Regions from separate parts of the Homo sapiens genome. Here regions 1 and 3 are each linked to region 2. Evidence: chromatin loops called from intact Hi-C (ENCODE). Cell type or tissue: PC-3. All regions are shown on one strand.

Region 1 (8,000 bases), 350 kb after region 2:
TAAAGTTTGAGAAGCAGTGCCTTAGATCAGTAGCTCTCTATTTGAGTGCCTCACAATCCCTGGAATGCTCATTAAAAAACAAAATGCTGTGCCTGACCCCTAAAGTTTCTGACTCAGCAGGTGGTGGGGGTGGGTTGGTAAAAATTTGCATTCTTAGACCAGGAGATGCTACTGCTGCTTCTGCTCCCAGGACCACACCATGGGAACCACTCACTGCCCAACAAACCCAGAGTAAGGCAAAATATCCAAATCCCTTCCAGCTGAACAAATTGAGTGCTTGCTGACCACCAGAGTCAATGACAAAGAAGCTACATTGGGGCTGAAAGACACATAGATGTTCTCTACTGGACTGTCCCTATAGTGTCAATAACTTTGCTCAGGCCCCCGAACTAAAATCAGCAGGAGTATGCCACATCTCTGCCAGCCTGTAGTTGCCTCAATAGCAAACCAAGAAAAAGACAAAAGTCAGATGGAAGCCATCAGCTACGAAGTCAGCTCCAGGATAGACACTGAGGTTAGATCTAGGGCTGAGCCAGAGAACCAGTGATGCTACTGAGAGCAAAGTTGCATGCTTAGGCCTTACAGGAGGAATAGTGATGCTCCCTTTACAATCCACGATGTGAACACCCCCTGCTCCTCCCAAAGCAAGTGCCTCCTAAGGGCTGTGGCATTTTCTTACCCACACAGGAGGCTGGCCGGCCGCTCCAGGCCTTGTTGTCCATACATGTGACGGTCCGCTCCCCTTTCAACGTGTATCCTGGTGAACAATAATACTCACACCGGGAGTTAAAGTAGGCACCATCTACACACTTAAACCCTCCATTTGCTGGCATGGCAAGGGTAGGACATCGCTTTTCTGAAAATGAGAAAATCAGATATTCAGCATTTCTTAGTTTTTGTCTATAGAGTTTCATTTCAGAGTCTAGAAACTCTGAAAGCATGAGGTGAAAAGTTAATTTAAATATAAGAAGGCCAGGCGCAGTGGCTCACTCCTGTAATCCCAGCACTTTGGGAGGTCGAGGCAGGTGGATCACCTGACTTCGGGAGTTCGAGACCAGCCTGACCAACATGGAGAAACCCCATCTCTACTAAAAGTACAAAATTAGCCAGGCGTGGTGGCGCATGCCTGTAATCCCAGCTACTCGGGAGGCTACGGCAGGAGGATCGCTTGAACCCAGGAGGCAGAGGTTGCGGCGAGCTGAGATTGCGCCATTGCGCTCCAGCCTGGGCAACAAGAACACGACTTTGTATAAATAAATAAAACAAATGGAATTTAAGAAACAATGGATGGTTTTATGTCACACAGAAGACACAAAGTTTCCTGTCACACTGGCTTGGGTTGGCAACCCAGCTAAGCCACTATCTTAGGTTGAGCTCCCCAGAAGCAGATTCTGAGATACGGATTTATGTGCATGAGGTTTAGTAAGAAAGTGCTCCCAGGGAGACTAGTGAGGGGGTGAGGAAAGCAGAACAGGGAAGGGGAGAAATCCAGGCAAGATGAGATCTCAGGCAAAGTCAGCAGCAGCCTGATCCCATAGGGAAGCTCTGGAGTGTGAATGACAGCTCATTCTGTCCTGCCCCCAGGCAAGGAAGCTGGGCTTTCATAATTCTTTATCAGTCAGTCATTGGGCAGCTACAGGCTGCTCACAGGAGATGCTTTCTCTTGTGAAAAGAGAACGAGAGTGAGAGAGTGAGAGAGAGAGAGAGCGAGTGGGATCAGTCCTCTGAAGGAGCAGTCTTCTGAATAAGGTTGAAGTTCCAAGTCTTTAAGAGCAAAGTACTCAGAAGCTGGGTACTGGATACATACAACTAGTAAAAGGCATCGAGGAGATCTGGGTAGAGCAGATTGTCCACTACAGTCACCCAGTTGCAGAGTCTGCATAGTCTCGATGACATGGCTGCAGCCTTGAAACCTCAGTTTCCCTGACAATGAAGTTAACATAATGGCACCCATATTGATAGTGTTACTGTAAAAATCAAATGTATGTGAAATTCTTGGCAAACCATAAGCGCTCAAAAAGTGGTGGCTGTTTTGAATACCAAAGACATCTAAAATGTGCTTCAACAATGCTGTACCACTTGCAATTTTCCAAATGAGGTATGACTTGTCATGAAGCTAAAAGCCAGCCCCTGAAATGCTGCTCCTCTAAGCTTCTCCCTTGAGGCACACTCACTTTCATAAATAAGCATCACTTCTTCTGTGACTCTTTCCTGCCTCCCTAAGCCCCACTCCTTGGGAGAACACTTTTTTTTTCTTTTTTTTTAAGAGATGGAGTCTTGCTCTGTCACCCAGGTTGGAGTGCAGTGGCACAATCTCGGCTCACTACAACCTCCGCCTCCCGGGTTCTAGCAATTCTCCTGCCTCAGCCTCCTGAGTAGCTGGGATTACAGATGCACGCTGCCACACCCAGCTAATTTTTTGTATTTTAGTAGAGATGGGGTTTCACCGTGTTGCTCAGGCTGGTGTCGAACTCCTGAGCTCAGGCAACCCACCCGCCTCGGCCTCCCAAAGTGCTGGGATTACAGGCATGAGCCACTGCGCCCAGCCAGGAGAACTCTTCTTTAATCTGCTACCATATGTCCCTGACTTTGTACCCTTCTTGTACTTATCTCCCAGTTGACACCTCTGCCTTACTAAAGCCTCTTCATGGCAGGACCCATGTGCGTCTTATTTGTTTCTAAATCCCCAACACCTCTTCAGGATCCAGCACTAACTGAACAAATGTAACTCATTTTCTGAACAATGATCTTCTCTCCCCTTTTCTCAAACAGCTGATCATATCATTCTCTCTGAGAGGAGCCAACTCACTTCCACCATATCTTAGAATCCCCCTGGTGTCCCCCTGATCATAAGGAGAATTTTTCTCATCAATATTCAGTGAAAATCCTCAATCTCAGAGCAAAAGAACTTTGGCTCTGGTCATCCCTGAGGACCCAACACAGAGCTGGCCTACTCACGTTTGCAGATGACCTTGTCAGACCATCGTTTGTTTGACTGGCAGATCAGTAGGGAAGAGCCATGCAGCTCGTAGCCCTTCTGGCAGCGAATGTCGCACCTGGTTCCCAGGGCTGTTTTGTAGTATCCTCCTTGAGGGGCCCTGCAGTACACATCCCCATACTTCACCTTGATGGGGGAGCACCACGGGGTATCTACAAGTAGCAGAAACAAAAGAGGAGATAAATATGAAATGACACTTTCAGAAAATGTGTCCCCTTACTCTTACTGTCCCAGGCTGGCTACATTCCAAATTTTGGACCTTCAATTAGTGCCCCATGTTTTCTTAGGTGTCTCCGGGTAGGGAGGTTATGATCATGGGACTAAGTGTCAGATATATCTGAACATGAATCTGAGTTCCTCTATAACTGACTGTGTGATCTTAGACAAGTTAGCTAACCTCTCTGAGTCAATATCTATACTTATGCCATAGTGCTGTTACAAGGACGAAATAAAAATTGCATATCAAGCATCTAGCACAGTACCTAGCATATATGTTCAATAAATGCTTGTTCTTTTTAGTATTTCCCTTAACTAGATACATAAGATTTTTTATTTTTATTTTTTAGATAATTCTTTCAAGGGCAACTGATGTCATACATAGCGGTAGGGATTCAATAATTGGTTAATTTGGATTTCGTCTGAGCCGTATGCACATTCTCTCTAAAATGTTGTAATACTGGCATTAATCTAAATGATGCTACAATTTCCAGGTGTTTGTAACAAGATATAAATTTCGCTTAAAGTCACAGAACAATTGCTCTCCATAGAGAAGTGTCCCCAGTTATGCCCCATTTACGTAACAGGGTGACACCCTCCCCAGATGGCAAAGTTGCAGGTGTTTTGATTTTGGTCTCATAGTTGCCCAAAGCACAGCTGGGATGAAATGAATAAATCAGAACCTCCCTGCTGTGCTTTTGAAATGTTCTCTTTGAGATCCATAAAATATAAGGGCAACACTAGCTCCTTGGTGGATAAGTTCCTACAGCAGCCACTGCCCCATTGTCCCACAATTGATGGGGAACAGTGAGGAGTTCCCTAAAGCCTGCCGGGCTCTCAATGCCATGAATAGGAGCCACTTCCCTGCAACTGCCTGGCTCATCACTCCAACCCAGCACCTGAGCTGTCAGTGAGTGAGGTAAGACCGCCATCATGTGGCCAGGAAGGAGGACAGACCCTGTTTTACTTTCCCAGGAATTCTCTTCTGAGGATATGCCTCCAACTGCTTCTCAGTTACAAAAACCAACAGTTCTGGCCACGTCTTATGCATAGACCACTGTTTTAGTTTTGCCTTCACATTTCCTTCAGCTAATACTTTCTCTTTTTTTTTTCTTTTTTAGAAACAGGGTCTCACTCTGTCACCCAGGCTGGAGTGTAGTGGCATGATCATTGCTCACTGCAGTCTCGGCCTCCTAGGCTCAAGTGATCCTCCTGTCTCAGCTTCCCAAGTAGCTGGAACTACAGGCACGCACCACCGTCCCTGGTCTGGCTAATACTTTCGTCATATCATGTTTTGCAGACAGCTGCAAGTGAGCCCTAAACTCAAGACTCAAGTAATCTTCCCTGGACTTTCTAGGTAAAGGTGATGTCCTAAAGGCTTAACCTAGAGCTGATTAAATTTAACCATGTGGATATAAACGTGTAGGAGCTCACACAAGGCCTAAAGAACTTCCTTGAATAAATTTTCCTTCCTCTAAGGGTTTTAATATAATCTGTATGTACTACATATATTTGTGATATACAGTACTCCCCCTTTGCCCACGGGGGATATTGGATGCCTGAAGCCTTGGATAGTACCTAACGCTATATATACTGTTTGTTTCTTACACAAACATACCTATGATGAAGTTTAATTTATAAATTAGGCATGATAAAAGATTAACAACAACTAATAATAATATAGAACAATTATAACAATATACTGTAATGAAAGTTAGGTGAATGTACTGTCTCTCTCTCAAAATATCTAATATTTTGGGGCTGCGGTTGACTGAAGGTAAATGGAACCTTGGAAAGTGAAACCGCAGATAAGGGGGAACTAATGTATGTATATATATGACCTGCATACTCATACATCACAAACTCACTCAATTAATATGAATATATGATGGTATTCCAAGCAAAAGAATCAAAAGCCATGCTTGCCACATACCAGGAGCACCGTAAATGTTGGTTACATTTAATTTTCTTTCTTATTTTACTTTAATTCAAAAACACTTACTCTGTGCTGGACATTGTGCAGGGGCCTCAGGATCTAAAACTAAACCCTCACTTAATAATGGCTTGTCTCTAGCTTTTAAAATTAAAAAAACTTGGCCAGGTGCAGTGGCTCACGCCTGTAATCCCAGCACTTTGGGAGGCCAAGGTGGGTGGATCACCTGAGGTTAGGAGTTCGAGACCAGCCTGGCCAACATAGTGAAACCCCTGTCTGTACTAAAAATGCAACATTAGCTGGGTGTGGTGGCGTGTGCCTGTAGTCCCAGCTACCTGGGAGGCTAAGATAGGAGAATCGCTTGAACCTGGGAGGCGGATGTTACAGTGAGCCAAGATCACGCCACTGCACTACAGCCTGGGTGACAGGGTGAGACTCCATCTCAAAAAATAATAATAAAAATAAATAAAACTTAAATTTTATTGTATGAAGCGCACAACATGATGCTTTGATATACTTATACATACTGAAATGATTGCTACCAGTAAGCAATTTAACTGACAATAGAAACAATGCCCTAAGAAAATTTATTCTTAAACATTCAGGGTAAGTTCTAGGGCAAGCACACATTTTGGCCATCTGGTCTACCTGTCACATTTGCAATGCTGTGAGGTGAAGATGGATGTGAAGAACAAGGACCTGAGGGCACTAGGCAACCCCTGCTGTAGATGTGAAGGGTCATCTGTGCATGCATGTGTTTTAGGAAGATTTTTCAACAAGGGACTCAAAGAAAAAAAAATCTAAACCCATAAATAGTTAAGAAGTTTTGCGAATTAGAACCTTTCCTTACCCCAAGCATCTGATTAACGTATTTGTGCTTTGCTTGATTGGTTAATTCCTGAGGCTATGGAGATAGAAACTATAGGTAGGAATGAGTATTTGCATTCAGATCTCACAAAAAAATGTGGTATGTGATGGGAAGCACACCTGCACATAAGCACCAGGCACCAGTCATTATATTGGAAATATTGTTCACTTGTGTAGAAAACAACTGAAGGACATCTCCAGTCAAAAGTTGTCCAGTCCTACCCTGATTCTCCTGTATCTGAGACACATCACAACAAACAAGGGCCATGTCCTCATCCCAGGAATTAGGACAAATTTCCAGGGCAAAATGCCGCAGTGAAACTTTGTTAACCATTTTTTTTTTTTTTTCAAATTCTTCCTCCACTGTAAGAGGAACTAGATTCAGAGAGAAAGCATCTCTAAATTTACCTTCATTTCTCCCAGGTTTCCCTAAGCTTCAGAGAAATGTTTCACCAGTAGAAATATTTGTGGACATACTTACCTGAGTCTGGACAGAAGGTTCTTGTTTAGGCTTTTTATACGTGCTGGGGAGTGGATTGCTGGGAATATGTAGAGATGGAGTTCTTTATCATTAAGTTTCATTTGAGCAACATACTTTAACATACCGTTTCAGAAGCCATGCTGGGCTCAGAAAGAGCACGATGAAATGAGCTTATGAAAATCAAGTTTTCTCCTTCCCCATTCATCTTAGTACATTATCAGCACTTGGTCCAGATTTGACCTTAGGTGGTTTACTCTGGATGATTCTGGCTGTAATGTATGAATTAGGCTTGATTTTCACTTTCATCAGCTACAGCTGCCTTTGCAGAAGTGAGGACAGTAAAGAAACTTATGAGAATAAAATGACCATTGGGATGCTGAAAGACAGCATTTCAGAGATTTCCAATGCATTTTGCTTTATTTCCTTTTTTAAAAAAGGGAGTATATATATATATTTTTTTTTCCTTGATAGATAATTAGAACTTAAATGTGTTGTCTGGTCACTTTATTACAATCTGTTTCACAAGGCAAAAAGGAAAGTTCTCCTGGCACCAGCAGGTCCTCATTAGCACATAAGCAAAGCATTCACCTTTATATCTAGGGTGTGAATACCCGACTTCATCGTCTTCTAGTGGTGAGTCTCCCGATCCTACAATAAAAAAGAACAGAAACTGCAGCAAGAAAAGCCACATAGTATGGACGCATATTTCAAAGCATTCCTTTGCCACAGACCATGCAGGAGGTGCTATTAGAATGCAGAGCCAAGAGCAAAAGCTTCTGTGGCCATTCATGAAGGAACAAACAGGAGATCTCTCAGAGTGAAACCGGCTGAGCTGAGATTGCCAAAAACCAAGCAAAATGAGCCTCAAACTGTTTTGGAATCACCATATGCCAAGTGAAATTCTGGAATAGGGAAACAGAGAGAGTCAACTTCACTCTGAGAAGATGCCAATGTATATGAATCTCATGCCAGGGGAGATGCAATAAAATGTGTGCATCAGACACAGTCCACAGTTTCCCCAGCAGTCAAAGAAAACCCAGTAGAACTGGGTGTTTATGGTACCTGAAAACAGGTCCATCTTGTGAAATAAATTTAAATGCAAGATAAGGAGGTAAATCAAATGTCTTATCTTGACAAAAGAAACACAAAGTTGCTTCTATATACAGCATTTGTAGGAAATGAAGGCTGAAATAGACTATCTGTGTGCTTATTTAGAACCTCTCATGAACGTATGGCTCAAGTAAAATTTCTTTTTTTTTTTTTTTTTTTGAGACGGAGTCTCACTCTGTTGCTAGGCTGGAGTGCAATGGTGTGATTTTGGCTCACCGCAACCTCCGCCTCTTGGGTTCAAGGGATTCTCCTGCCTCGGCCTCCTGAATAGCTGGAATTACAGGCATGTGCCACCATGCCTGGCTAATTTTGTATTTTTAGTAGAGACGGGATTTCTCCATGTTGGTCAGGCTGGTCGCGAACTCCCGACCTCAGATGATCTGCCCGCCTCGGCC
Region 2 (8,000 bases):
TTATGCATGATCTGATTTGTGCACATATATTGTTTATAAGATGTTAGCCTCTTCTAAATTTTGATAAGAAATTCATTTCCAGGCCACTCATGTCATCCCTGTTTCAAAAACCCTTGAAGGCTTCCTGCTGCTTCAAGAAAGAGACTTAACTCCTTAATGTGGCTTAAAAGAGATTTCATGATTTGGCTTGTGTTTACTCCTTTTGCTTTACTTCTTCATTTCTTGATAGTATACCTACTGTCAAGGGGGCAATCTCAAAGCTCTTCCAACCTGTCACAGCATTATGTGCAAAGTCCATAAACTTTAGTTGATACTGAGACGTTTCCATCATTTCTACTGTCAAGCCAGTCAATTCTCAGTTAACAGCAAACAACAGACTACTAGCATTATGTTTTCCATCTTTCCCTCCAAATCTACACATTCAATAGGCACATGATTTTCTTCCCAAGTGACTATAGGCAACATTTATAACAAATGCTTTGCCTCTGCTTAACAGGGATCTTCATCTTTTCAGTCTTCAATATGTTTCCTTAACACCCACCAACCTACCACTCTGTCAAAGTCACTCATTTTAGATTTTGTTATAGTATGCCCTAGCCACTGTATCAATTTCTGTTTTACTTAGTCAGCACCTGGTTCTGCTGAAGTAACAACCCCCAAAATCTCAATGGCTTAAAGCAACTAGAGCTTATTTATTGCTACATTATGTGATCATTGCATGTTGACTGGGGCCAACATTTTTCTTTCTTATGGACCCAAGCTAAGATGGACTCTATCTTCTTGCTTCTACAATGTGCCTGGAACTTTACATACTTCATCTTGTTTAATCTTCACAACAATTATTATCTGTGCTTTCTAGGAGAGAAAACTGAGTCATGGAGATATTAAGCAATTTTCCCAATGTCATGCATCTAAGAAACAAATCAGTTAGGACTTGAATCTGGACAACGTGTTTCCCCCTAAGCTTACCCTATACCTTCGTAAGATATTTATGAAGAGTCATGGTAAATGAATGGAGATAATAAAATTGACTGGGATGGGAAGAAGGGGTAGGGGTTTATCTCAAAAACTGATCTTGGAAGAGAATGATAATTTCAAACTTAAATTTTAATTAGTGACAGTATATAAAAGCAAAATTATGTTATGATGTTAAACAAACAGCTAAAAATTGGGTGAGAATAACATGTCTCTATTTTAGTAATTCCATTTACTCAGCAAAATGCTTATGGCACGATTCTTTAATTTAGTGCAGTACAGCTTGTATGTCTAGGGCCACTGTGAGTCCTGGAGTGCCTGGGATTATCTGCGTAGATTGGACATGAAGGTTTAATGGCCATGAAACAGGCAGTATTGCTTGACGCCCTAGGATTTGTATGGGAGAGCTGAGGTAGACGCTCAACCCCCGGCAGCATTCTAGGTGGAAAAGAACCACTATAAAAGGAAAAAGCTGGGGTCCTCTCACAGACTTTGCTCCGGAAGCTGAACAGAGTGTGGTGGAGAGGAGCTTTTTGAATGCAGCACTGAGTAGTGTGTCCCTTTGTCCCCTGATGCAGGATGAGAGTTCAGGTGTCTGTTAACTAGTTGAGCTCCAGGAAACTGGGAACTGAGAACAGACTATAGAGGACCATCATGTTTTGAGGTCATGTGGAATTGTCTCTAACACTTGAGGACCATTTCCCAATCCAGCAAGTATCTGACATGGCAGAAAAGCACAGCAATGTCAGTGAGTCTGTGAGGCAAGTAACACCTGTAGCGACAGCTACAGCCAGAAGGGATGCCATCCACCTCATTAGTGTAGGACACAGATGATCACTCTCTCCTCCTTGCAAAACTTTCTTCACCTGGCTTTCAGGACCACACACACACTATTCTAGTTTTCTTTTTTACCTCACTGCCTGTCCCCAAGTCTTTCTTGTCCCGGTAAATAGAAACTCCATTTGCTTAGGCCAAATATTTAGCCTACCCCTGACTCTTCTTTCTCATACTTACCACATACAATTCATTATTAAATCCTGTCAACTTTCCCTTCAAGCCATTTCCAGAATATGATCCCTTCTCCCACACTTCTTACTATAGCCACAGTGACCATGTCAATCCTCTGCTCAAAACTGTCAGAGCTGCATCATCTCACAGATATGGTCCTACAAGATCAGATTTCTTGTCACCTATTTGATCTTATTTCCCATCATTCTCTCCATTTCTCACTGAGCTCCAGCTACACTGGCCACCTTGCTGCCCCTCACACATACTGAAACTAGTGCCACCTTAAGATCTTTACATTTGTGCCCCTCCCCAACTTCCTGGAATATGTGGCTTGCTCTCTCACCTCCTTCAGGTCACAGCTGAAATGCCATCTTTATTAGAGAAATATGCTCTGACAGTACCATCTAAAATAGCAGCCCTGCCACCATCCCCTCCTTGAATAACTCCCAATCTCCCTCTCCTATTTCTTATTATTACCTCTCTATAGCACTTATTGCCATCTGAACATATTTGTTTATTGTCTGCCTTTTCACTAGAATGTAAGCTGTAGGACAGAAAAGTTTTATTTGTTTCCTGAGAGCCTGGGCTTGTTTTGGCACACAGTGAATACAAAGTAAATATTTACTGCATGAATTACTGACCTAACCCCATGTTGCGTTTGTAGAAAGAGACCAGCAAAGGAGAATGAGTCTTGGGAAGTTAGGCTAAAAGAGGCCTTGGAAAGGCCACTGAGGAATCCAAATGAGACACAGCTGAGAGACCTTAAAAAAACAGAAGGAATTGGAATTCCAGTGATTTCTCTGAAAAAGAGTTGCTACAAACCAGAGACTGCTGCTGTTTTTCAGGGGCCTAGGAAATGTGGTTCCAGCATGATGAGTTTAAAGTTTGACATATTTTAATCAGCTTAGCAAAGGCATTCGTTTTATAGAAAAAGCTGGATATATGTGACTATATATCTTGGGTAGGGGGTCAAAATGAGCAGAGAGCCATCATTTTGAATCTTAGGGAGAGCACAAACTTCGAGGCTTACATTCACAATACAATCAATGGCATCCTTCTGTCCCCTGGTGGCCACACAGCTAAACTGCATGAAGAGATAAAGTCTTTGAAGATAAAACAAAACAATAATTTCAAGGTAATATCTTTCAAAGCCTGTACCAACCATACATGTGTGTGCAGTGCATGTGTGTGTGTGTGTGTTTTAGCATAAAGATCTCCCAAGGTTTCTTTTTCATGAAACATGTCCGTGCTGCCTTACTCTGAGTTCAGCATTAAAGGGGACCAGTTGAATGGAAGACATTACCCTGACAGCTACCTTTTGCTGTAAAACACACCCCCCAGTCCAGACCACAAACAAGCTCCTTTCATAGCCATCTGCCAGGTGTGTTTGTAGAACTGATATCTGTTGAAGCTTGGAGGTTTGTATAGGCAACCTTAAAGTCTGGGATTCTACAACTTTATGATGATTCTTTCTCATTCTATCCCCTTCCAGTCTATGAGTCTGGGCATCCCAAATTTTCCCACTTCAGGCTTTCACTTGTTGGAAGCATCTACATCATCTTTGGATTCACTTCTATTTGTCCCATTTTAGTTCTGCAAAACCTTACAACAAGTATTCTTGAAGAAAAAATACCAGAATAGATCCTGCACAGATGAAAAGAATTAATTTAGCATTGTATATCTGTTACATGCAAGCTTGTATAGATTTAGGTATGTGTAACAGATATCTAAATGTCTGTTCAATTCTTGGTTTGGAGTTGCTAGTCCATGATATTAAAGGTGAAAAAGGTCCTGTTCATTTTATAGATGAATTAAGTGCAGTGAAATGCTTACTTCAAGATCACATAGCCAATTGGAGGTAGAGCCAGGACTAGAATGCAGGCCTTCTTACACCTTACCAAATGCTGCTGTTGGCAGCAAAGAGACAAAGCTATCAGCATCGACGAAGCTGACCCCAGTGAACAGTGCTCCCTGTGGTTTTAGATAGTTCAACAAACCTCGTTCAGCTCAGCAAACAAGAAACTAAACTTCATGACATCCTTAGTTTTGCTCTGTGCCTGGCTGCCTAGACCTACCAATCATGATTTCCAGGGGATTCCAACTCCATGATATCTCTTACATTCATCAATTTTCTTCCAACTTCCACAGAAATTGCTGTGGTTCAGACGAGTCATCTAGAAGAAACCCTGTTGCAAGTTCTATACAGCACACATGTGCCAACACACACACACAGAGACACACACACACACATGCTTGCATGTACACAAACACACACACACACACACACACACACTACCCATAAGTATATGTAAAGAGAACGGCGGGTATTATATCCCAAGCATGCCAAAAACAGTAGGCCCAGTGTGTATGACTGTTGTGCTTTTTTGGGGGGTAAGCTGTGATTCACAATGAATTCCATTTTAGAATGATAATTTTAAGGGCTGGCACAGGATCTCTTTAGCTATATATGTATACATTGTATATCTGTACATGAGAGAGCCACTTGCTATTTTTAAGAATATTGTTTTCTCGCTTCTTAAAACAAAGTATTATTTTTAAATTACAGAAGAAACACTATTTATTAAGATTTGAAAGGTATACATCCTATAACCCAGTAATCTCACTTCTAAAGTGGATACATGGACCCAAGGAAGTTTGTACAAAGATATTCATAGCAGCATTGTTTTGTAAGAGTGGAACAGTAGAAACTACCTAAATGTTCATCAATAGGAAAATGAATAAACTGTGTCCTATCCATACTGTAGATACAGTATGGCAGCTAAACTCAACAAGGTGAGTCTGTATATACTGACATGAAAAAAAATCCCCAAGGCATACTGTTCCATAAAAAGAGCAGTCTGCAGAATCATATATATTATTTACAATAAAAAATACATTCATTTATTCATGTAAATGTGCAGAAAAGCCTGGAATCTTATACATCAAAATGACAGTATATTTTACCTCATGGGAGTACATGGGAAGGTGGGGGACAAAGAGAAGACAAGATGAAGGGCAAGGGGCATTTTAGGCTTTTGTTATATCATGATGTTTTGGCTGAAAAACAATATCATGTATTGTGTAATTTAAATTAAGTACTAAAAATTAATATGTAATTGTTTAACTATTTCAAATCATATAATACATAAAATAAAAAGTGATATTTCATCTTTACTTTTCCATAATTTATTTATCCCTTCCCCTTTTGGTGGACACTTTAAAGTTGTTTTCATTTTTTAAATTTGTTATTACAAAGAAAATTCTTCTTTGCTTTTTTTCTTTTTCTCACTCATGTTATTATTTCTGTAGTATAGATCTCTAATACTCTGGTCATGGAACATAAGCACTTAAAAATTTGACAGATGCTGCCAAATTGCCCTCTAGAAAGACTACGCTAATGATTCATAGAACATTAGTTCTGTCCATGTAAACTCCCTAGTTTACATTACCAAGCTTGCTACAATAGCAGTTGCACCCAGACGTTCTGATGGGGCCTCAAGTCCAGATGATAGCTGGCTTCATTTCCTTCCCTTTGTCGGTTGACCATTGGTGGAAAAAGTGCAATGTCTGACCAGATGGCCCAATCAATAGAGGGAGCTGGGGTAGAGTGAGAGGGGCTACTAGAAGACTAAATCTGCAGGAGCTATGAAACGCCGACAAATTAATGACCCATGGGCTACATGTGACCCACAGACATGTTTCTTTTGGCCTGTATAATGTTGGGCTACAGAGTGTGTAAAAAAATATGACTCAGTGGTAAGCATTAAAGGAACAGTGCTTAATCCCCAACTTGTGATGTTTTCTTTCAGGTCGTTCTCTATGTACAGATTTATCAATTCATATAAAACCCCTGATATTTCTTTATTTCCTCACTCCTTCCATGAGAGGTAAAATGGCTCCTTTTTCCCTTTTTCTTTGTAGCTGGTTCACCAGCAGAGCACGTTTCTGCCTTCAACTGGGCAATAATTCAAATTCTGGAGTTTAACATTAGAAAGACTAGCTGCCCTGAGATAAGTTCCATTCTGGAACAGAAAGGTAATATTTTTATTTGAAGCTATCTTTATCTTTGTCTCCCAATTGATTCAGAATTAAACTAGGAAAGAGATGTACTATTGATTGGACCTCCTTAAACCCAAACACCATGTTCTAAAATATGGAAATTTTGAAATTGAGAGATTGTGCATCATAATTGATATTTCTGGATTTTTTGAAAAAACTGGAAGATTAACCCTGAGCCCTTGTTTCTAAATTGTGTGCTATCCAACTTATCACAGTCCTTACTATTCCCTATTATCTGATACCTAGAATGAGAGACCACTGACATTGAGCCTCATGTGATAATAAAATTGTAGTAGACAGAGTAATACACCCCCCACCATCACAAAGATGTCCACATTCTAATCCTCAGAACCTGTCAATATGTTCATGGCAAAAGGGATTTTGCAGGTGTGATTAAGTATAGGGACAATATCTGGGGTGGGCCCAATATAATCACGAGGTTCCTAATAAGGGAAATATGAAAACAAGAGGCTCAGAGTCAGAAATGATGGAAGCAGAGGTCAGAAAGGAACGGGATTTGAAGATACTACACTGCTACCTTTGAGGGTGCTAGAAGGAATCACTAGCCAAGGAATTTAAGTAGCCTCTAGAAAGTAGAAAAGGCAAGAAAAAGGATTCTCTCCTAGAAGCTCCAGAAAGGACACATCTCTGCTTATACCTTGATTTTAGATCAGTAAGACCATTTTGAACTTCTGGCTTCCAGAACTGTAAGTGAATAAATTTGTGTTGTTTTAGACCACCAAGTTTAAGTGGCAATCGGAAACCAATACAAAAGTTAAGGAGAAAGTCAAACACTTCTTATACTGGTACACCTATCACGAGAGGGAAAACAAATTAGATCAAGATGGCTATACATTTCAGTAATAATGTGAGAGAGTATTTCTTTGTTTTGTTTTGTTTTTAAGAGACAGTGTGTCACTCTGTCACCCAGGTTGCAGTGCAGTAGTGTCATTCACTCTAACTTCAAACTCCTGACTCAAGAAATCCTACTGCTTCAGCCTACCTAGTAGTTAGGACTACAGGTGCACACCACCACAGCCAGCTAACTTTTAAAATTTTTGTAGAAACCGTGTCTCACTATGTTGCCTAGACTGGTCTTGAGCTCCTGGCCCCAAGTGATCCTCAAGTCTCAGCCTCCCAAAGGGCTGGGATTACAGGCATGAGCTACCACTCCCAGCCTACATTGCTGATAGTTTAGCCAGCATCCAACACTCCCCTTACCTTTCATTAAAAGTACTCTGATTTTTGTTTAAGTATTTAATGCTCTCCCATATCTTTGATATACTTTAGGGAAAACTAATGCTTCTCTGGTCTAAATGTGATTCTATCCTTGCTACAATGAATCATTCAGGAGCCCAAATTTAAGAAAGTCAATGAATAGAATTTCCAGATTAAGAGATTGGCTCAATATTGGGTATGTGGCTTAATTTTGTTTTTTTTTCTTCCTGTATTCTTTCTAGCTAGTGACCTAATTTTTACCAGTGCAAGTCTGTGAAATTGTTTCCTGTTTCTGTATTACAAACAACCTCAAAACGTAATGGATTGGCAGAAGTCAATTGGAAGATTCTTTTGCTCCACATGGTGTAACAGAGTTACTAATGTGCCTGCATTTAGCTAGGAGTTTGGCAGGAGGTAGAAATTCCAAAGGTGGCTTTTTATTCTTTGGAGTCCATCTTCAGATGACTTCTCTTCATTCAGTAGTCTAACCTGAGCTTCTTTACGGTATGGTTAACAGATTCCAAGGAGGAGCATTCCAAGAGACAAGGATGCAAGAACACAAAGAGAAAAATACAATGTGTAAATAAACTTTTGCTTTTTCATCATATGTCTCATTGGCCAAAGCAAGTCATATGTCCAAGTTCAGAGTCAATGAAGAAAGTGACTACACAAGGGCATGAATACCAGGAGAAGAGATTTATTGCAGGCCACTATCCACCACAGGAATGCTTAGCAGAGGT
Region 3 (8,000 bases), 330 kb before region 2:
CACGGGGTGCCTTCCCCTGCTCGCGCCACCAGGCGGGACGTCCATGTTCCCTTTTCAGAACATTCTCTTCATTTTTCTCCTCTCAGTTTTACCGTTGTTGGCAATAAAGTTATCTGTTCTCAAAGCAATAAAGGTGTCCAGCTGATGCGTATCTGCAGCACTCTCACCTTTTAGGAATCAGGGCACATCCCCATGCAGGTTTAAAGTAGGTATTCAGCAGTCTTTCCATTCAGCCCTGCCCCATCTGCATGCAGCTCAGGATCTGCGGGGGTGGAAGGGAAAGGTATTTTATGGGCCCCTGGAAAATACATTAGTCTTCCCCTTATAAACTTTGAGGGCATGTGGGATGGGGTGGGGTGAGGTGGGGTAGGGTGGGGTGAGATGTGTGGGGTGGGTGGGGTCGGGTGGGGCGTGCTGTCTTGGGCCATGGTATCTGTGGGTGTGTATGCATGGTATGGTATAAAACATGGTATGGAATTCATCCTAGCGGTTGCCTCTGGAGAAGAAGGGAAGGGAATGAGATTGGGCGGGGATAAAAATAATAGTCTTTAACTTGACATGAAAAGTTATCTTTTTAAAACATGCAATTGCTAAGTATTCTTGCTTCTGGGCAGCAAGATGGGGGCTCTGGGGGACAGTATGGCAGAGTACCTCTTTGGCAAGCTCACCCTGAGTGACACGGATAATGGGACTGAGCCTTAGGCTGCCTTCCCCACAGATATGGGGTGACTTCCTGCATCTTGCCCTTCAACTGTACCATTTCTTCCATTAAACTGGTTAAAAAAACAGCTCAAAAGAAGGACTGAAAAACATAAGGTCAAAGCTGAAGGTCAAATTTGTGATATTGAATATAAAGTAGAATAAATATAAAGTAGAATAAATGCCCCCAAATGTCAAGGCAGTGACTGTCTGCTCTGAAGAATGTAGAGGGGTGGCAGAGAGTTGAAGGTGCAGACCAGGCAGAGCCAGTATAGCCGATCCAGGTAGGAGACTAGTGCAGCTTGAGCTGTGATGGTGGCTGAGGAAATGAAGAGAGGTCGACCAGTTCCAGATGGACTTTCGACAAAGGGAGACAAACTTTACTCATGGACAGGAGGTGAGGAGTGGGAGAGGGGGAATATAATGTAAGTTCTGAAGTTTGGACCTGAGCACCTGGGTTGATGATGGTGTTATTATCTCCCGTGGGGATGGTTGCATGGGTCCCCCGGGGTGGAGGAGCGGGGAATGCATGCCATGTAAAGTCAGATTTTCATTAGACATCCAAGTGGAAATGTGAATCAAGGAGCTGCAAAAATGTCACGTTTCGAAGTAGACATATGGGGGACATTTTATAGACGGTATTGAAGTCATGTGATTGGATGACCTCACCAGAAAGAGACTATAAGGGAGAGTATGAGAAATCTAGTCCAAAGTGCGGGGCAGCTAACATTTAGAGGATGGTTGATGTGTTTGAACACCCAGAGAGTTGCTGGTCCCACCTTGACCTTTATCTGCCCCAAGCTTATTAGCTTATTCCCAATGTCTGCCCCCAAGCTTATCTCAAAATCATCCTCTTCCTGTGAAGCTCAATGTGGCCTCTGGTTTCTCCTTTCAAGATATAGAGAAAAGTTCGCCTTTTACCTTTTCTTTATGGCTATGGATAGAAAGGTATTATTTCCTAGTCAGAAGAAGATTCCATATGGAAATGATACACCTGTTTGTCTAAGATTTTTTTCTTGTTCCCCATTAAAAACTCTTCTCCTCTCTCAGTCTACTCTCTATTTGACCAAAGGAAACCTCCATCCATGTAAACCATAACATTGTCCATGTCTGTTGAAAAATACTTAAAAACATCTATTTTCTGTGCCACAAAAGAAAGTTACAAAGAAACAAGAAACAAAAAAATCTTGTTTCTTTTGTGGGCTACAAAGGTAAAAGTCAAAAATTTACAGAATATATACTTTAGTCAGAGACACTTGGGTAGCTTGCATCATTTTAAAGCTAGTGGATTGTTTTGGGCATTGTATTAGTCCGTTTTTCATGCTGCTGATAAAGACATACCTAAGACTGGGCAATTTACAAAAGCAAGAGGTTTAATGGACTTACAGTTCCACGTGGCTGGGGAAGCCTCACAATCCTGGTGGAAGGTGAAAAGTATGTCTCACATGGCAGCAGACAAGACAAGAGAATGAGAGCCTAGCAAAACGGGTTTCCCCTTATCAAACTATCAGATCTTGTGAAACTTACTCACTACTGGTAGGACAGTATGGGGGAAACCGCCCCAATGATTCAATTATCTCCCACTGGGTCCCTCCCACAAAACGTGGGAATTATGACAGTACAATTCAAGAGGAGATTTGGGTGGGGACACAGTCAAACCATATAAGCATTTATTAAGATACAAACAAGTTTAGCAGTGCAATAATTATCTTACACATTTCCATATGAGTGCACTGTAACACTTTTCTTAAAAATTAGGATTCTGGCACTTTGAGTTCAGTTTACAGAAAATGCTATTGTCCCTTTACTCATCTTAGTCAAATTTGGTCTTCTCGCTGTAGGTCTTTCTCTGCCTGCTGTAAGGACTTCTGAATTCTCTGACTTTGTCTCAGCTATTACCTACTGAAATATATATGTCCTTTGACTGTTCTCCTGTGGATATGAGAAAGAAGAGAGCAAGCATTAATTTTTGAGTGTTTCAAACTTTAAGTTGACTGAGGGGACTTCTTAATTTTCTGTTTTGGAGAGAAAATATGGTGTAGTGTTTTCTTAACCTCAGATTGCCTGGGTTCAAATCCCATCTTGGCCACTCATTTTAGGTAAACTTGGGTAAGTTGTTTAACTTTTCTGTGCCTCAGTTTCTCCATATGTAATATAGGGATAATAAAAGCATTAACCCCATTGGGTTGTTGAGATTAAATAAGTTAATACATGTAAATCACTTAGAGCAATGCCTGGCACAGTGTATGTTCACTATGTGGTACTCATGGTTTATCACCATTATCATCCTCTACTCTTTTAACTTTTATTTAGGTTCAAGAGAACAAGTGCAGGTTTTTATATAGGTAAACTGCTGTCATGGGGGGTTGTTGAATAGATTATTTCATCATCCAGGTACTAAACCGTGTACCCAATAGTTATTTTTTTGTTCCTCTCCCTCTTCCCACCCTCCACACTCAGGTAGGCCCCAGTGTCTGTTGTTCCCTTCTTTGAGTCCACGTGTTCTCATCATTTAGCTCCCAATTATAAGTGAGAACATGTGGTATTTGATTTTCTGTCCCTGCATTAGTTTGATAAAGACAATGGGTTGGAAGCCATCATCCTCTACCCTTATGTTTCTTTGTGGTCTTTATGCTTTGGGAAAATACTTCACTTCTACACGTTGCCACTGGGGGTCTCTCTTGCATGTCTAGTAACCAAGTTGCCCTGCATACTGAGAAGGAAAAAACCTTAGAAGCTGTTTGGTTGTCAGGTGTCTCCAGGACTCAGGAGGGTACATGGCTGTTTTCCCTACCCCCCACACCTCAGTCCCAAGACAGGAGGAAGGTTGTGCTGTGACAACTTTCTGTGCTATACTCCACACCCCCCACACCCCTATTCTATCTCAACCAGCTTTCCCTTGAATTTACTCCTAGAACACTGTGCTTGTGATCCAAATTTAGAGACTAGGGTTTTTAAATGATAATTTGGTGGGTGGGGGCTAGCGAAGGGGTCATCCTCATTAATTGGGTCAAGGATTAAGTCATGGGGGTTGAGGCTGTCCTCTTGTGCTAAGTCAGTTCCTGGGTCAGATCACAAGACCAGTTAAACCAGCTTACCAGTCCAGGTGGAACCAGCTGGTCCAACAGAATGAAGGGTCTTGCACACCAGTCTTAAGTTTTACAATAGTGATGCTATCTATAGAAGCAGTTAGGGAGGTTATGAGCCTTGTGACCTCTGACTACATGACTCCTGAGCCATAATTTCTAATCTTGTGGCTAATTTGTTAGTTCTACAAAGGCTGTTTGGGTCCTCAAAGAAATAAGGGTTGTTTTGGGAGGTTGGAAAGCATGGATTTTGCATGCATGAAGGGCATGAATTTGGGGGCCCCAGGGGCAGAATGCTATCAACTGAATGTTCATGTACCCTCCAAATCATATGTTGAAGCACTATCTTCCAAGGTGATAGTATTTGAAGATGGGGCTGTAAGGAGAAAATCCTGGAATCATATAGAAATACCTTCCCCCAAACTGGGAGTGAGCTAAGAGATCAAGAAATGACTTGGAGAAGTCCAGCTTGGCGAGTAGATGAGATTATTAGGATTCACATAGGAGGCACTCCGGGACAACAGCAGGACAGCTGTAGAGATCTGCACCGCTTATTATTTTTAAAGTACTTTTCAGCTAATTTTCTGGCTCCTTGCTTACTGTGTTTAAGCGATGAGACTTTTTCTTGATAGGTTCTCAGATACTGTCTGGAATGTTTGAGTTCTCAGGGACACCTGCTCTCTGGCTGGGCAACATGGCCTTGGCTCATGGCCTGGCCTTCAGGGTTTGGGCAGCAGAAATAAACCTTTTAGTAAGCTGATTGGGACCCTTCACACTACAGGGGCCTTCAAGATATAATTAGGTTTAGATGAGGTGAGGTCATGAGGAAGGAGCCTTTGTCTGATAGTCCTTACAAGAAAAGACACCAGAGAGCATGCTCTTTCTCTCCCTCTCTCTCTGCCATGCCATTTGAGCACACAGTAAGAAGTTGGTCATCTGCAAATCAGACAGCTGTCACCAGAAACCATGTGATTACCCTGTTCTCATACTTCCAGCCTCCAGAGCTGTGAGAAATAAGTTTCTATTAAGCAATACACTCTATGGTATTTTGTTGTGGCAGCCTGAGCAGACACTTGGGGAGCTGGAAAATAATACTGATGTTGCTGTTTAAACGCACTAAGTCATACCCTCATGCAAGTATTGGATCAAACATAACATAACTTTATTGTAATTTCAACATTATTGTATTTGAAAATATTTAAAGTGAATTGGAATCCTCTCAGTTCCATTGATTTTGCATACAGACACACACACACACACACACACACACACACACACACACAGACACAGACACAATTTTGTCCATTTTGTTTTATCACAAACTGGTCTGTCTTATACCATGGATTGTTAAACTATAGCCTATAAGCCAAATTCAGCCAACCATGTCTTTATAATAAAGTTTTATTGAAACGGAGCCATGCCCATTTATTGATATATTGCCCATTGCTGGGTATTAACTGCAAAGTCAGAGTTAGTAGATGAGACAGAGACTATATGACATGCAAAGACTAAAATATTTAGTATCTGTAGGAACAGACCCTAAATTTACCTAAAAATATTCACCGGAGATTTTTAACATTTCAATGGTCTTTCACTGTCCAAAATGCTTATTGTAGCTTTCTCATACATTTTCTACCACCACTACTCTTTGGCAGAAAGCAATTGCCTGAATTATCTAATCTAATATGCTCATGATTTAATCAATTATCTCAGAAAAGAGATTATGACAGACACTATCCATTACTGATACAAAAGCCATTCTATACTTTCTTCCTTAGTAAGAGAACATTGAAGTTTTAAGAGTCATGGTGTTGACAGTGTCTTGGGATAAATAATAACTAGTCAAAATGAATCGTGAAAATTGTTTTTCTCTTTCAAGATATTTGCTTTCCTACTATTTCCTGCTGCTAGAGTTTGCCAGATGAATGAGTTCTCACCAAATACATAAATGGAAATAACATGGATTTCTAATAAAATTTTACTTGCCTGATAAATGACAGCACTTTGTGAAAATAATAATTTCACCTCATCCTTGTCATGCTGATTGAATGCTGGTATGGAGATGTGATCTTTGTGCAGAAACAGCCACTTGGTATCCATGAGGACAAGGCCAAGGGAGTTGCAGAACCCAGTGTAGAGCCCTGTCATAATTGAGTCAGAAGTATAAACTCTGACATTTAATATGCCCCAGGGTTCCTGATAAATAACAGCAGTTAGCCTTGCTACTTAAGCTACTTTGTAGATATTCTATTTGTTATGATTCATCTGATATAAAAAGACTGTAAGGAGAAGGCATTTTTCTGCTCAAAGGGTACACACATGTTGTAAGTTGAAAAAGTTCTGAAGAACCAATGTACAGCATGATGACTATAGTTAATAATAATGTATTCTATCCTAGAGTTAGGAGAGTATATATTAAGTGTTCTCACCACTAAAAAGCAACTATGTGAGGTAATGGATATGCTAATTGGGTTGATTTTGGTAATCATTTACAAGGTATACACATATCAACACATCACATTATATACCTTGAATATATATATATATATGTATATATATATATATATTTTGTCATGTATACTGCAATAAAGTTTCACAAAAGAAAAAATTAAATGCATCTTTCTCCTTGCTTTTACATAGCAAGTATTTGTCAAGCGCATGTTACGTTAGGTACCATTTCAGGTGCTTTCCAGACATTGCCTGTGTCCTTCTCACAACAACCCTGTGAGACATGGATCTCCCCTATTTTACATCGAGAAAATGGTTTCAGAGTAGTGTCACTATCTGAAACCTTATAGTTAGTAGGTGATAGAGTCAGAATCACCTGGCTTCAGAAAGAGGTAATGTCTTTGCATCATTTCTGTTCTGCTGTCATCTCAATTCCTTGTTCCACATGCCATAGGAGACTTTATTTAAGCAACAGACCTGTGGAATTGGTCTCTTCGTATCTTTTTAATAAATAAATGGCAGGTTTGTGCGTTTTGTGTGTGTGTGTGTGTCTGTGTGTGTGTACATGACCCTTCCAGGTGTTCAGACTCAGAGTCCGTGTTCTCTCTGTTGCATCCAGCCCTTAATGATCAATTTCACTCTCCATGTTCACTAAACACACAATTCCATAAACCTTGTCTGCATCTCTAACTGGCTGCTATCTCATGCTGTAATTCATAGCCAGTATTCTAGAAAAGGTTACCTGTTCTTGTTGACTTCCCAGGAGTAATGAATTTCTTTAAGTGTTGGGAGAAGTAATATATCCACAATGTTCAGAAATAAAACATATAAAAGGGTATATTATGAAGGCTTCTCCCTGTCCCTGTTTTTTGAGGGGGAGGTTTCTGTATATCCTTATATACATTTATTTTACGGAGTTATCAGCATACATGGATATATACCCTCCCCCCTCACCCAGACAGTTGCTTAATTCACAGCACCCCGCACCTTGTACCACTGGGCACACCTAGCTTTTTGGTTTGGTGAGTTAAATAACACCCAGCTGTGATGGGCGCTTCAGGTTACCCTCAAGCAGGAAGTGAAAGCTATGGCTGTGCTGTATACTGCCAAGCTGAAAATGGAAAGTTCTTTCTTTTGTTTGTTTGTTTGTTTTTGTTTACTTTTGTGTTTTTTATTTGTTTGTTTTTGCAGGCGGGGCAGGTGGTGACAGAGTTTCACTCTTATCACCCAGGCTGGAGTGCAGTGGCAGGATCCCCGCTCACTGCAACCTCTGCATCAACTGATTCTCTTGCCTCTGCCTCCCGAGTAGCTGGAATTACTGGCGACCACCACCACATCTGGCTAATTTTCTTTGTATTTTTAGTAGAGATGGGGTTTTGCCATGTTGGCCAGGCTGGTCTACAACTCCTGACCTTGTGATCCGCCCACGTTGGCCTCCCAAAGGAAAGTGTGTTCTAATATGCACAAAGAGCCCATCTGTGAAAACTAGGGGATTGTTTCTTGTTTTGTTTTGTTTTGTTGAGGAGGGGTGGTTCTAGATAAGAACTCTTTCAATTCACAAGCTGACCACTACAATAACAGGAATGAGATGTCGGTGGCCACACATGACAAAGAATACAGATGTTACAAAATGAGTTCAACAAAGTCACTAAACCAGCAAACAACAACTGGAACAAATAACAAAAACAAGCGTTGGAGTCTCAGTCTGTTCATGCTGCTATATCAAACTTCCACAGAGCGGATAATTTATGAAAACCAGAAATGTAT

What was found. Hi-C counts contacts between places; a loop is a spot of excess contacts. Peaks named below come from ENCODE experiments on the same cell type or tissue, not always from the same donor. Only the 100,000 strongest peaks of a DNase experiment are listed, where the experiment ranks them.
Region 1: a loop joins it to region 2, with 4 times the contacts of the local background. A loop is called at or near these places in 11 of 110 quality-filtered maps.
Region 3: it touches region 2 in a loop (9-fold over the local background); 39 of 110 quality-filtered maps call a loop at or near these places.

Annotation. Positions count from the first base shown.
Region 1 is chrX:38,171,202-38,179,201 of GRCh38, forward strand. It overlaps SRPX (sushi repeat containing protein X-linked), which reads right to left. Exons shown (of 10, transcript NM_006307.5): 2 at 7,084-7,143; 3 at 2,959-3,150; 4 at 680-856. Among named protein-coding and RNA genes, the nearest start is that of SRPX, 46 kb to the right of the region's middle. In PC-3, a CTCF peak has its summit at 4,159 (motif pointing left); a DNase peak (open chromatin) is centred at 4,130.
Region 2 is chrX:37,822,378-37,830,377 of GRCh38, forward strand. No RefSeq gene overlaps it. Among named protein-coding and RNA genes, the nearest start is that of DYNLT3, 21 kb to the right of the region's middle. In PC-3, a CTCF peak has its summit at 3,051 (motif pointing left); a DNase peak (open chromatin) is centred at 3,044; H3K4me3 peaks cover 355 bases; H3K27ac peaks cover 431 bases.
Region 3 is chrX:37,492,575-37,500,574 of GRCh38, forward strand. It overlaps the pseudogene FTH1P19. Among named protein-coding and RNA genes, the nearest start is that of LANCL3, 75 kb to the right of the region's middle. In PC-3, a CTCF peak has its summit at 3,391 (motif pointing right); no DNase peak of the experiment used is centred here.